Regions from separate parts of the Homo sapiens genome. Here region 1 is linked to region 2. Evidence: chromatin loops called from intact Hi-C (ENCODE). Cell type or tissue: heart right ventricle. All regions are shown on one strand. Each heading gives the region's core, and the rest is flanking DNA. Links, peaks and the distances in the headings are about the cores only.

What was found. Hi-C counts contacts between places; a loop is a spot of excess contacts. Peaks named below come from ENCODE experiments on the same cell type or tissue, not always from the same donor. Only the 100,000 strongest peaks of a DNase experiment are listed, where the experiment ranks them.
Region 1: it touches region 2 in a loop (6-fold over the local background); 106 of 110 quality-filtered maps call a loop at or near these places.

What each region holds. Positions count from the first base shown.
Region 1 is chr17:27,330,570-27,335,945 of GRCh38, reverse strand. LINC03146 (long intergenic non-protein coding RNA 3146) reads right to left here and starts at 3,451. Exons shown (of 3, transcript XR_007065677.1): 1 at 2,519-3,451; 2 at 1,569-1,686. RefSeq lists an enhancer at 2,851-3,400. In heart right ventricle, for the core only: CTCF peaks have their summits at 2,666 (motif pointing right) and 2,898 (motif pointing right); DNase peaks (open chromatin) are centred at 2,955, 4,065 and 4,245; H3K4me3 peaks cover 1,661 bases; H3K27ac peaks cover 2,906 bases.
Region 2 is chr17:27,243,457-27,248,832 of GRCh38, reverse strand. No RefSeq gene overlaps it. Among named protein-coding and RNA genes, the nearest start is that of MIR4522, 48 kb to the left of the region's middle. In heart right ventricle, for the core only: a CTCF peak has its summit at 3,404 (motif pointing left); DNase peaks (open chromatin) are centred at 1,282, 3,352, 3,802 and 4,152; H3K4me3 peaks cover 1,119 bases; H3K27ac peaks cover 3,504 bases.

The sequences.
Region 1 (5,376 bases), core at 69-5,068, 87 kb before region 2:
GAGACCAGCCTGGACAACATGGGAAAATCCCGTCTCTACTAAAAAACAAAAAATTTGTTGGGCATGGTGGTGCACATCTGTAATCCCAGCTACTCAGGAGGCTGAGGCGTGAGAATTGCTTGAACTAGGGATGTGGAGGTTGCAATGAGCCAAGATCGCACCACTGCACTCCAGCCTGGGGGACAGAGTGAGACTCTTTCCAAAAAAAAAAAAAAAAAAGAATTTGAGACTAACCTGGGCAACACAGCAAGACACCATCTCTACAAAAAAAATTAAAAATACAAAAATTAGCTGGGCGTGGTGGCATGCACCTGTAGTCCTAGCTACTTGGGAGGCTGAGGTGGGAGGATCACAGGAGCTCAGGAGTTTGAGGTTACAGTGAGCCATGAGCACACCACTGCACTTCAGCCTGGGCAACACAGCAAGAGGCTGTCTCTAATTTTTTTAAAAATAAGAAAAAATGTGTTAAAAAAAAGAATCACACAAAACTTATATATTAATTTGGCCAGAACTGGCATCTTTCCATTCACGAGTATCACATGCCTTTCCATGTATGTAAACTTTATTTAAAACCTCTTAGTTAAGTTTTTGTTGTTTATAGGACATGCACATTTTGTGTCAAGCTTATATCTAGGTATTTTATAAATGACCATGAAAAAATTCACTCTCAAGCATTAAAGAAATGCAAATTATGAGAGAACAATGAGATCCTATTTTTCCTTTCAAACTAGGACATAGTTTTACAAATAATACTCAACCTCAGAACGGTGTAGTGAAAAGGGCATTCTCATATGCTTCTGGGAGGATATGCATTAGTCTATTTATGTCCATTCTGGAGGAAGGTTTGACATTTTGTATAATAAGAATTGAAAATGTTGGCCAGACATGTATACATATGTAACTAACCTGCACATTGTGCACATGTACCCTAAAACTTAAAGTATAATAATAATAAAATAAAAAAAAGAAAATTAAAAAAAAGAAAAGAAAAGAAAATGTTGGCCAGGTGTGGTGGCTCATGCCTGTAATCCCAGCACTTTAGGAAGCTGAGGCAAGACGACTGCTTGAGCCCAGGAGTTCAAAGCCAGCCTGGGCAACAAAGCCAGACCCTGTCTCTATTAAAAATAAATAATAATAAATTTTTAAAAAGAATTTAAAATGTTTATGTCCTTTTAAATGAAATCTTTCCTATCCAGTTTTCCTGTGCAGCTGCTTCATTCAAGCCTGCTTTTAGTTGGAGCCTAAAACAATGTGAATAAATGTCCTAAATCCATAATTAGCGGCCTAATATGATTTTTTTAAGAAGTCCATATCCTTTGGCTTAATGTATAAGGTCAGGGTCCTGGCCAGAAATAGGCCCGAGCATTTAGTTTATAATCAAAGTGATATTTCAAACCAGTGAGGAAATATTCTACTAAAAGAGAAAGGCTGGGCTGGGCATGGTGACCCACGTCTGTAATCCCAGCACTTTGGGAGGGCGAGGCGGGTGGATCATTTGATGTCAGGAATTCAAGACCAACCTGGTCAACATGGCGAAAACCCATCTCTACTAAAAATGCAAAACTTACCCGGGCATGGTGGCACGCGCCTGTAATCCCAGCTACTGGGAAGGCTGAGCCAGGAGACTCGCTTGAACCTGAGAAGCCGAGGTTGCAGTGAGCAGAGATTGTGCCACTGCACTCCAGCCTGGGAGACAAAAGCAAGACTGTCTCAAAACAAACAAACAAACAAACAAGAGAGAAAGCCTGAATAATGACATATGAAAAGTTGACTATTCAGAAAAAAATAAGTTTAGATCTTTATCTTCCAGTTTATATCAAAATTAGTCCCAGGTGGGTTTAAAAGCCAAATGAAGGAGTAAGAGGAAATGGAGGAAGGGAAGGGGGGAAGAGGAGCAGAAAAGAAAAAATATAGATCTGAAATGTCTGTGTGATACTCAGATGGGAGCAGTTTTACAATTAAAAAAAAACAAAAGGGAGAAAGAATAAAGGAAAACATCAAGGCCGGGAGTAGTGGCTCAAGCCTGTAATCCCAGCACTTTGGGAGGCCCAAGGCAGGCAGGTTGCTTGAGCCCAGGAGTTCAAGACCAGCCTGGGCAACATAGCGAGACCTCCTCTCTACAAAAGATACAAAAATTAGCCGGGCGTAGTGGTGTGCACCTGTGGTTCCAGCTACTAGGGAGGCTAAGGTGGGAGGATGGCTTGAGCCGGGAGGCGGAGACTGCAGGGAGCCAAGATCACGCCACTGTACTCCAGCCTGGGTGACAGAGTGAGGCGCTGACTCAAAAATAAAAAACTAAAGAAAGAAAAAGAAAAACATCAAAAGGTCATCCCACATCAAAATGTCGTGTGGTGTATCAAATATCACCAAAAACAAAATCAGAAGGTAAAATTCTAAGCTTAGAAAAATATTTGCAACACATTCGACAGAACTGACATTTTTAAAGTGCTTCTGTACGTCAACAAGAGAAAAAATAGAAAATAGAAAAGCAGACCAAGGATATGAATAGGCAACTCACAAAAGGAGAAAGTCAGATGTTCACAACTATTTTTAAAATGCAGCAGACACGTGGTCTTGGAGACGCAACAAGCAGGGCCGCGGACCAGGCGTTAGGTAGGAAAGGCATTCACCCCTTCTCCAGCTGCGGGGCGGGGCCCCGGGTCCCTCTCTGGAGGGGCCTCCAGGGAGCGGAGCTCTGGGATGCCGTTTCCCCGGGGCGTCTGGGAGGGGCTGGAGAAACAAGCATTTCCTAGGGCTGAGCCCACTTGCCCTCTAGGGGGTGACGATTTCTCTCCCAGTCTTCCCCCCGACTTGGCTGGACTCCGAGGGGAGGGCGCTGGCGCTTCCAATGGCACAGCAGCTCGTGGGGAGCTCGGGCGCTGCCTCTCGGGCGGCTTCCCCAGCCCTCCTGACTCGCGGCCACCGGAGGGCGGTGCTGTCCAGGAGACGCCGGAGCTGGGCGCTCACAAAGGCCCCTTTCTCCTCCACCGAAGATGAGTCATAGCCCAGGCGGGGTCGGAAGGGCAGCCGCTCCAAGGCGACTGCAGAGCCGCGACTGCAGAGCCACGCCTCCGAGTCACCCTGGACGCCTGCGCCGGCCGCGTCTGCTTCTCCTTGGCTTGGCAGGCCACAGGGAAAACTGGGTCAGGCCGGTGGCCTAGTTCGCTGGTTCACAGCGTGAACGCCGGCAGTAGGTGACTAGGAAGGGCATCTCCACTTACTGTCTGGCTCATTCACGTGACAAATATCTGAAGAGCCCCGTGACTGACAGCCAGTTGCTAGTGCACTCCCAAGGCCCGGGTCACCTGAGTTTAGAATGTGTCATCTCAATACCCTGGGGGCTGGGCCTGCCTGGGCAGGTCGCCAAATCACTGGTCTTGTCACATCTCAGGTTCAGTTGCCCACATTGCAAAACATCCCCTGGCCCCCTGGCATTGGATTCCCTTGTGATCTAACCCTGCCCCACCCCTCTGACTGGCTCCCACCAGGTGGCCTTCACTTTGGTCCCCACCCCTGCCTGGCAATCCCCCTCCCCACATCCTGCTCCTGTGAGCCCAGGCCTGTCCTATGGCGGCCTGCAGTGACCTTCCACACCCACCCGAGCCCATTCAGTCTCCTCTCTGCTTCTGACTCTGCCCTAGGATGTCTGAGGATGTCATTTGTTTTTCCCTCCAAAATTCTTTTTGCTAATAAGAAGGACACTTTTGACACCCGGTCCAAAGGTGTAAGCTCCTGGGCCTCAGTGGAGCCAGAAGCAGCCTGTATAGGCCTGGTCTGCTCAGCTGGACAGGAGGAGATCTGGTAGGGATGGACCACTCCAGAGGAGAGGAGGTCAGCCATGGGCCTGAGCAGCATGAAGACCTCATGTGCCAGGAGGGAGGTCAGCAAGGGTGTGAGACCAAGGAGGGCACTGAGTCCAGAGTGCAGTAGCCCTTCCTCTTCTTTCTTTTCTTTTCTCTCTTTTTTTTTTTTCAGATGGAGTCTCACTCTGTAGCTTAGGCTGGAGTGCAGTGGCACAATCTTGGCTCACTGCAGCCTCCACCTCCCAGGTTCAAGCGATCCTCCTGCCTCAGCCTCCTAAGTAGGTGGAACTACAGATGCACACCACCAAGCCTTGCTAATTTTTGTATTTTTAGTAGAGATGGGGTTTCACCATGTTGACCAGGCTGGTCTCGAACTCCCAGCCTCAAGTGATCTGCCCTCTTTAGCCTCCCAAAGTGAACCACCAGGCCTGGCTCCTCTCCTTTTTTCTTTCCTTCCTCTTCTTTCCCTGCCCTCCCTTGTGGTTGCAGCCAAGGAGCTGGGCTGCAGCTGGCCCTCCCTCATGCTGAGTTTTGCTAACATAGTGCCTTCTTGTTCTCTCCCCCTCCCACCTTCCTGCCACCCCATGTGCCATTTCCCAGTGACTCTGGAGCTTCTGAGATGCCTCTGCCTGCATTATGGGTGGGCACACTGAGGCTCAGAAGAGCCAATGACTTGCCAGGAAGCACAGCCATTGGCAGGAGTGGGCAGAGTGGCAGAGGGATCAACTCTGTCTCACCCCAACTTGTGAGGACATGCCCAGAACACATGGGAAAGCAGGTGCACTGTGCTTTGCTGGGATGACAGCGTTCATAGACTTGAAGGCATCAATTTGACTTCAGCATTTAAAAAAATTTGTAATGTTTGCTGCAGAATATCCAAACAATAGAGATGTGTATAAAATAGAACCCAAACAAAAGTCCAATTCTCCCCCAACTCACTTCTCACTGTTGTAAACCAAAAATAATGGACCCCTCCTCTTGGCCAAAGGCATTCCAGGGTTACCTGAAAATCTAGTCAGGCCACGATGGAAGAGGGGGTGGGAGATGCCTCATTATACCCTCCAGCATTCACACCAACGGGGACCTTAGGTCTGATAAGAAACAATACAGTCTATTCTCCCTAAATCCTGCTACTTGGAGGCTTCGTCTGTGTGACAAAACCTAGGTCTTCACAACCTCTTATCATAACCCAGACATTCCTTTCTACCGATAATAACTCTTTCAATCAATTGCCAATCAGAAAGTTTTAAAATCTGACCTCTGGAAGCTGCACCCTACTTTGAATTGTCCTGCCCTTCCAGATCAAACCAATGTAAACCTTGCCTGTATTGATTGATGTATTGTCTTCCTAAAATGTATGAAAGCGGCCAAGTGCAGTGGCTCACGCCTGTAATCCCAACACTTTGGGAGGCCGAGGCAGGTGGATCACCTGAGGTCAGAAGTTTGAGAACAGCCTGACCAACATGGAGAAGCCTCGTCTCTACTAAAAATACAAAATTAACCCGGGCGTGGTGGCGCATGCCTGTAGTCCCAGCTACTTGGGAGGCTGAGGCAGGAGAATAGCTTGAACCCA
Region 2 (5,376 bases), core at 312-5,311:
GACACCACACTAGAATATAAAAAGAACTGTTACAATCAATAATAAAAAAGACAAATATCCAATTATAAATGGGCAAAGGACCAAAGGACCAAAATAGACATTTCTCCAAAGAAGATATACAAATTTCCAATAATCACATGAGAAGATGCTAAATATCATTAGTCTTCAGGGAAATGCGAATCAAAACCACAATGAGATACCATTTTGCACCTGCTAGGATGGCTACATCAAATTGACATATAACAAACGTTGATCAGACATAAAGATAGGAGCAATAGACACTGGGGACTCCAAAAAGAGGGAGGTGGGGCAAGGGCTGAGAAACTTCCTATTGGGTACTATGTTCACTACCTGGGTGATGGGATCAATAGAAATCCTAACCCCAGCATCACACAATATACCCTTGTAACAAACCTACATGTGTACCCTCAATCTAAAATAAAAAAATTTAAAAATGAAATAAAAGGATTAGCTGCGGGGGGGTGGGGGGGAACAACAAGTGTTGGTGAGGATGAGAGAAATTGGGACCTTCCTGCCTTGCTGGTGGGAATATAAAATGGTGCAGCCACTTTGGAAAATAGTCTGGCAGTTCCTCCAAAGGTTAAACACAGAGTTACGATATGACCAGCAATTCCACTCCTAGGTATATACCCAAGAGAAATGGAACACATGTCCACAGAAATGTTCATAGCAGCATTATTCGAAATGGCCAAAAATGTGGTATATCCATACAATGGAATATTCTTTGGTGATGAAAAGAAGTGAGTACTGGTGTTACGACATGGATAAGCCTTGGAAACATTATGCTTAAGTTAAAAAAGCCAGTCAAAAAAACCCATGTATTATATGATTCAATTTGTATGAAATGTCCAGAACAGGCAAATCTATAGAGTCATAAAGTAGATTAGTGGCTGCCTAGGACTGAAAAGAGGGCGGGCATGGGAGAGTGATTGCCTAAGGGGCATGGCATTTCTTTTCTGGGTGATGAAAATGTTCTAAAATTCCTTGTGACGATGGTTGCACAGCTCTGTGAATACACAAAAACCACTAGATTGTCCACTTTAAATGGTTGAATTGTATGGTATGAGAATTACATATCAATAAAGCTGTTTTATAGAATAAATAAACAAACTCCCACACAGAGCCAGCAGCCAGCCTTCTTCTTGTTTCCATGCCAGGGATCTCGCTCCTATTTGCCCTTAATGTATCTTCCTGTTGACACCCAGCCAGCAAACTCATGTTTGCTCTGCGGTGACATCCCCAGGATGCACCAGGCCCTGGGCCTGACATTGTTCTGCAGTCCTTGCCAACTAGGTCAGCGTCAGGGAAGGCAAACAGCATATTTCAGAGGGTGACAACATAAGGGCGTGAGAAGCAGCCAGAGAGAGCCCCCCACCAGGCTCCCTTGGCCAAGACACTGGGGACCTGTCCTCTGGTTGAAACCTCCTATTCCTGCCTCCTCGACCCCCACTCCCCAGATGAAGGTGGATGCTACTGTGTGGGGCTGGAAATATAAAAGCACTTCCCCAGGGCAGTGATGGGCTCTGGGGAGCCATTGTGGTGGGAAGGAAGATAAGAAACACTTAACCTCAGAGAGGTTAAGCAACTTGCCTAAAGTTACTCTGCATTAAAGCTTTGAGTCACTTGCATGGCTAGAAGTTCTTGAGCTGGATTCTATCCTTTAAAAAAGATTCCAAATAACATATACATCCCATGGTAGGGAATTGGTTAAATTAATTATGCTCCAGTCACACAGTGGAATAGTATGCTGATGCTAAAAAGAGTTTGGCATGCTTTAAGTACTGATATGGAATTGTCACCAAGATGTGTTTTTAAGTGAAAAAAAGCAAGATGCAGAACAGTGTGTATAGTATTCTACTATTTGTCTAAAAGGAGGCAAAAGATACATATACAGTCATCATCCCTCCATATTCACAGGGCATTAGTTCCAGGACCCCTGCAGATACCAGTATCTAAAGATGCTCAAGTCCCTTATATAAAATGGCATAGTATTTGCACATCCTACTGTATACTTTAAATCATTTCTAGATTACTTATGATATTTTTATTTGTATTATTTTTTACTATTTTTATTTTTATTTGTATTATTTATTTGTATTTGTATTTTTTACTATTGTACTACTATTTTTATTGTTTTTTTCAATATGTTTTGATCTGCAATTGAGTGAATCCATGAACACAGAACTTGCAGATACAGAGGCTGTGGATACAGAGGGTCAACTGTATTTGTAATTGCTTGTGTCCAAATAAAGTATCTCTGAAAGGACACATAAGAAATTAATGACATTGGCCAGGCACAGTGGCTGGTCCCAGCACTTTGGGAGGCTGAGGTGGGTGGATCACCTGAGGTCAGCAGTTTGAGACCAGCCTGGCCAACATGGTGAAAGATTGTCTCTACTAAAAATACAAAAAATTAGCTGGGTATGGTGGTGGGCACCTGTAATCCCAGCTACTCAGGAGGCTGAGGTGGGAGAATACCTTGAACCTGGGAGGCAGAGGTTGCAGTGAGCTGACGCTGCAGCCTGGGCAATAGAGCAAAACTCTGTCTCAAAAAAAAAAAAAAAAAAAAAAAAAAAAGAATCACAGCTCCAATCAAGGAAGCAAAATTTTTCCAGAAGCTCCCAGAATTCTTTGGCTTATACTTCATTGGCCAACTATGTTATGTAACATTTTCAGCTGCAAGAATGTCTTGGAGAGAAAGTAATTTTCCCTCAGACTTTATGGTAGAGGGGGTGAGTATGGTGGCATGTCTGTGGTCCCAGCTACTCAGGAGGCTGAGGTGGGAGGATCAATTTAGCCCAAGAGGTCAACACTGCAGTGAGCTGTCATTGCATTGCTGCACTCCAGACTGGGCAACAGAGCAAGACCCTGTCTCAAAAAAGAAAAGAAAAGAAAAGAAAAATAATGAATAAATGAATGTCCCATGCTCTGAAGTCCATCCCCAAATCTCAAGTTAAGAGCCCTGCTTCCTAGGATGATTAAAAATTGAATCCTTTAATATTTGTCAAATGCTGTGCTAATCCTATCAGAAATTACTGGTGAGATTTGAGAAGGGGGATTGGTAAGGAGCATCCCTTTTCCTCAGTGTGAGTTCTAAACTATTGAGACATAAAGGAGTAAGATAGGTATGGATTGCAGTATCACCCTCATTGCTGATAAAGGCCCGGATTGAGGGTGTGGCTTAGATGAACCAGGCAACAACCAACATCCTAATGTCATACCCAGAATTAGACCCACCTGCCTGGTCATAGGCAGGACTCAGACATGCGGGCCTCACTGCAGGGCTGGCTGCATGACAGCTGTGCTCGCCAGCTGCCGATGGGAGGCCCCACCCAAGGGAAAGCAGGAGGCAGGCAGAGCCAGGCTTACACTGCCCTCTGCAGCTCACAATCACCTCCTCTTTCCAGGAGGGGCTTGCAGGAAGGGGAGAGGCCAGGAGGCTGTAACACTAACGGAAGAAACATACGGGAAAGGAGTCTTTTCCCAAATCCCCAAATTATCAAGATTGTACTGTTTCTGTTTCTCCACATTAAAGGAGATCACGCCAGCCACATTTCAGGGCCTGGTGCTCAAAAATAGTAGGTGCTTAATGCAAATCAGCCTCCTTTCCTCCTCTTCTCCATTCAAATTCTTTCTTAACCAGGGTAGGAAGAGATTAGCCTTCCCTTCCTCTTTAATGTACGGAGACTTCATTTCTCAATTTCTCTTCATTGCTCAATTTCTCTTCCTGTGTTGCAATTCCCCAAGCATGTGACTTTCATCTGGCAACCCTAGCCCTGTGCTATTGGGATAGTGGAGTTATGCCTCATGCGTCATGTTCCTGCACCACTAAGTCAAATTTCACTTAACAGACTCAGCTGCCCCTGCTCTGTGGAGGGTCTCCTCTCCCTTCCTCCTCTAGGACTCATCCATCTTCTTTATGCCCCACTTCCAACAGGTGGAGGACATTTATCTTCTTTTTGGAGCCACTGGGCATTTGAACTCCTTTCTCATGTTTGGGGGACTCCTACTTTATGATTGGATCGGGAGGAGGTCCTCACCTTCTACTAGAGAAACGGAAATGTTCCGTTTCCCCTTTCTCAGCCTCCCTTTTGCAACTACAGCCAGCGCATGTGACGAGGGCTGGCCAACCAGAGGGGCCTGTGCCAGACCTTAGGGGAGCGTGGGGGTTCTGAGGGAGGCCAGGACTCCCGAGAATGTCCACTGTGGATGGTCGGCAGTGCAGCACATCTGAATTCCTGGCACAGCAGGGGCCGCTGAGCCGGCTGGGGACACATCGAGGTTTCTCGGCACATAGGGTTTGGGTTCCGTCGGGGGGTGTTGTCCCTGACTGTGCAGCTTTAAACCTAGTTTTAGGGTCTTGTGGTGGTTCTGTGAGCTGCCTGTTTACCTTCTGATACATTTTCTTCTCCATTCAGGCAGTCGGTGTTTATAGTTTGTAGCTAGAAACAATGACAGTGAGGCCGTAATTGAGTCCCTGACTTGGTCTTCCAAGCCTGACGTTCCCACTGGTTCTCCCTTGAAGTCAGAGAATACTTCAAGAGTGCACAGGCCTCATCTCAGGAAGGACATGGGTGCGCTCACCTTGTCCTGCAGCCTCTCTTCCCCTTGGTGGTGGGGAAGGCGGTGCTGTGGACAGTGACTAACTCAGAATAGGAAACAGGCATATTGATCTTCATTTTGTCAAAATCAACCCAGTGACCTCAGGCAAGTCACTTCACCTCTCGAGATTTTCTCACATGTCAAATGGCCTGGGTGGAGATGCCAGACCCAAAGATGCCCCAATTTTAATACCGTGTCTGTTCTCGAAGCTGGAGTCTCATTTTACTACTTCAGCTTCATGGAGTGTTTTTGTTTATTTTTCCTGTAATTACTTATGGTAACCATAGTTCAAGCAACAAAGCTTGATGGACTATTACTTTTATTGCACCTGCCAGTCCTGGTTTCCAGCCCCAGACTCAGCTATGTCCCAGCTTTAAAAGTCCAAGAACCAGGACTTTGCAATAGAGGGATTACAATAATGTGCATTCGAACTATACCTGGGGACTGGGGGTTAGGAATTCTGTCTTGATACCACTTATGAAAGGTGTCCCTTTTACTTATGGCAGGTGGGTGGTTTATAGAACAAGCCCATTCAATCTCTTTGGGGCTTGAATCCTGGCTCTGAGTGGCTGTGAGTGGCCTTGAGTGAGTGACCTCATTCAGGTTCCCACATGCCATTTAATACTCTAACTCATGGAGTAGGGCTGACTTAACCTTCCCAAGAAGTTGTGAGTTTCTCAGGTGCAGGGTCCATGACTTAAATACATTTTGTATCCCCCATCTTTACCCCTCTCTCACCTTGACATACGTGTA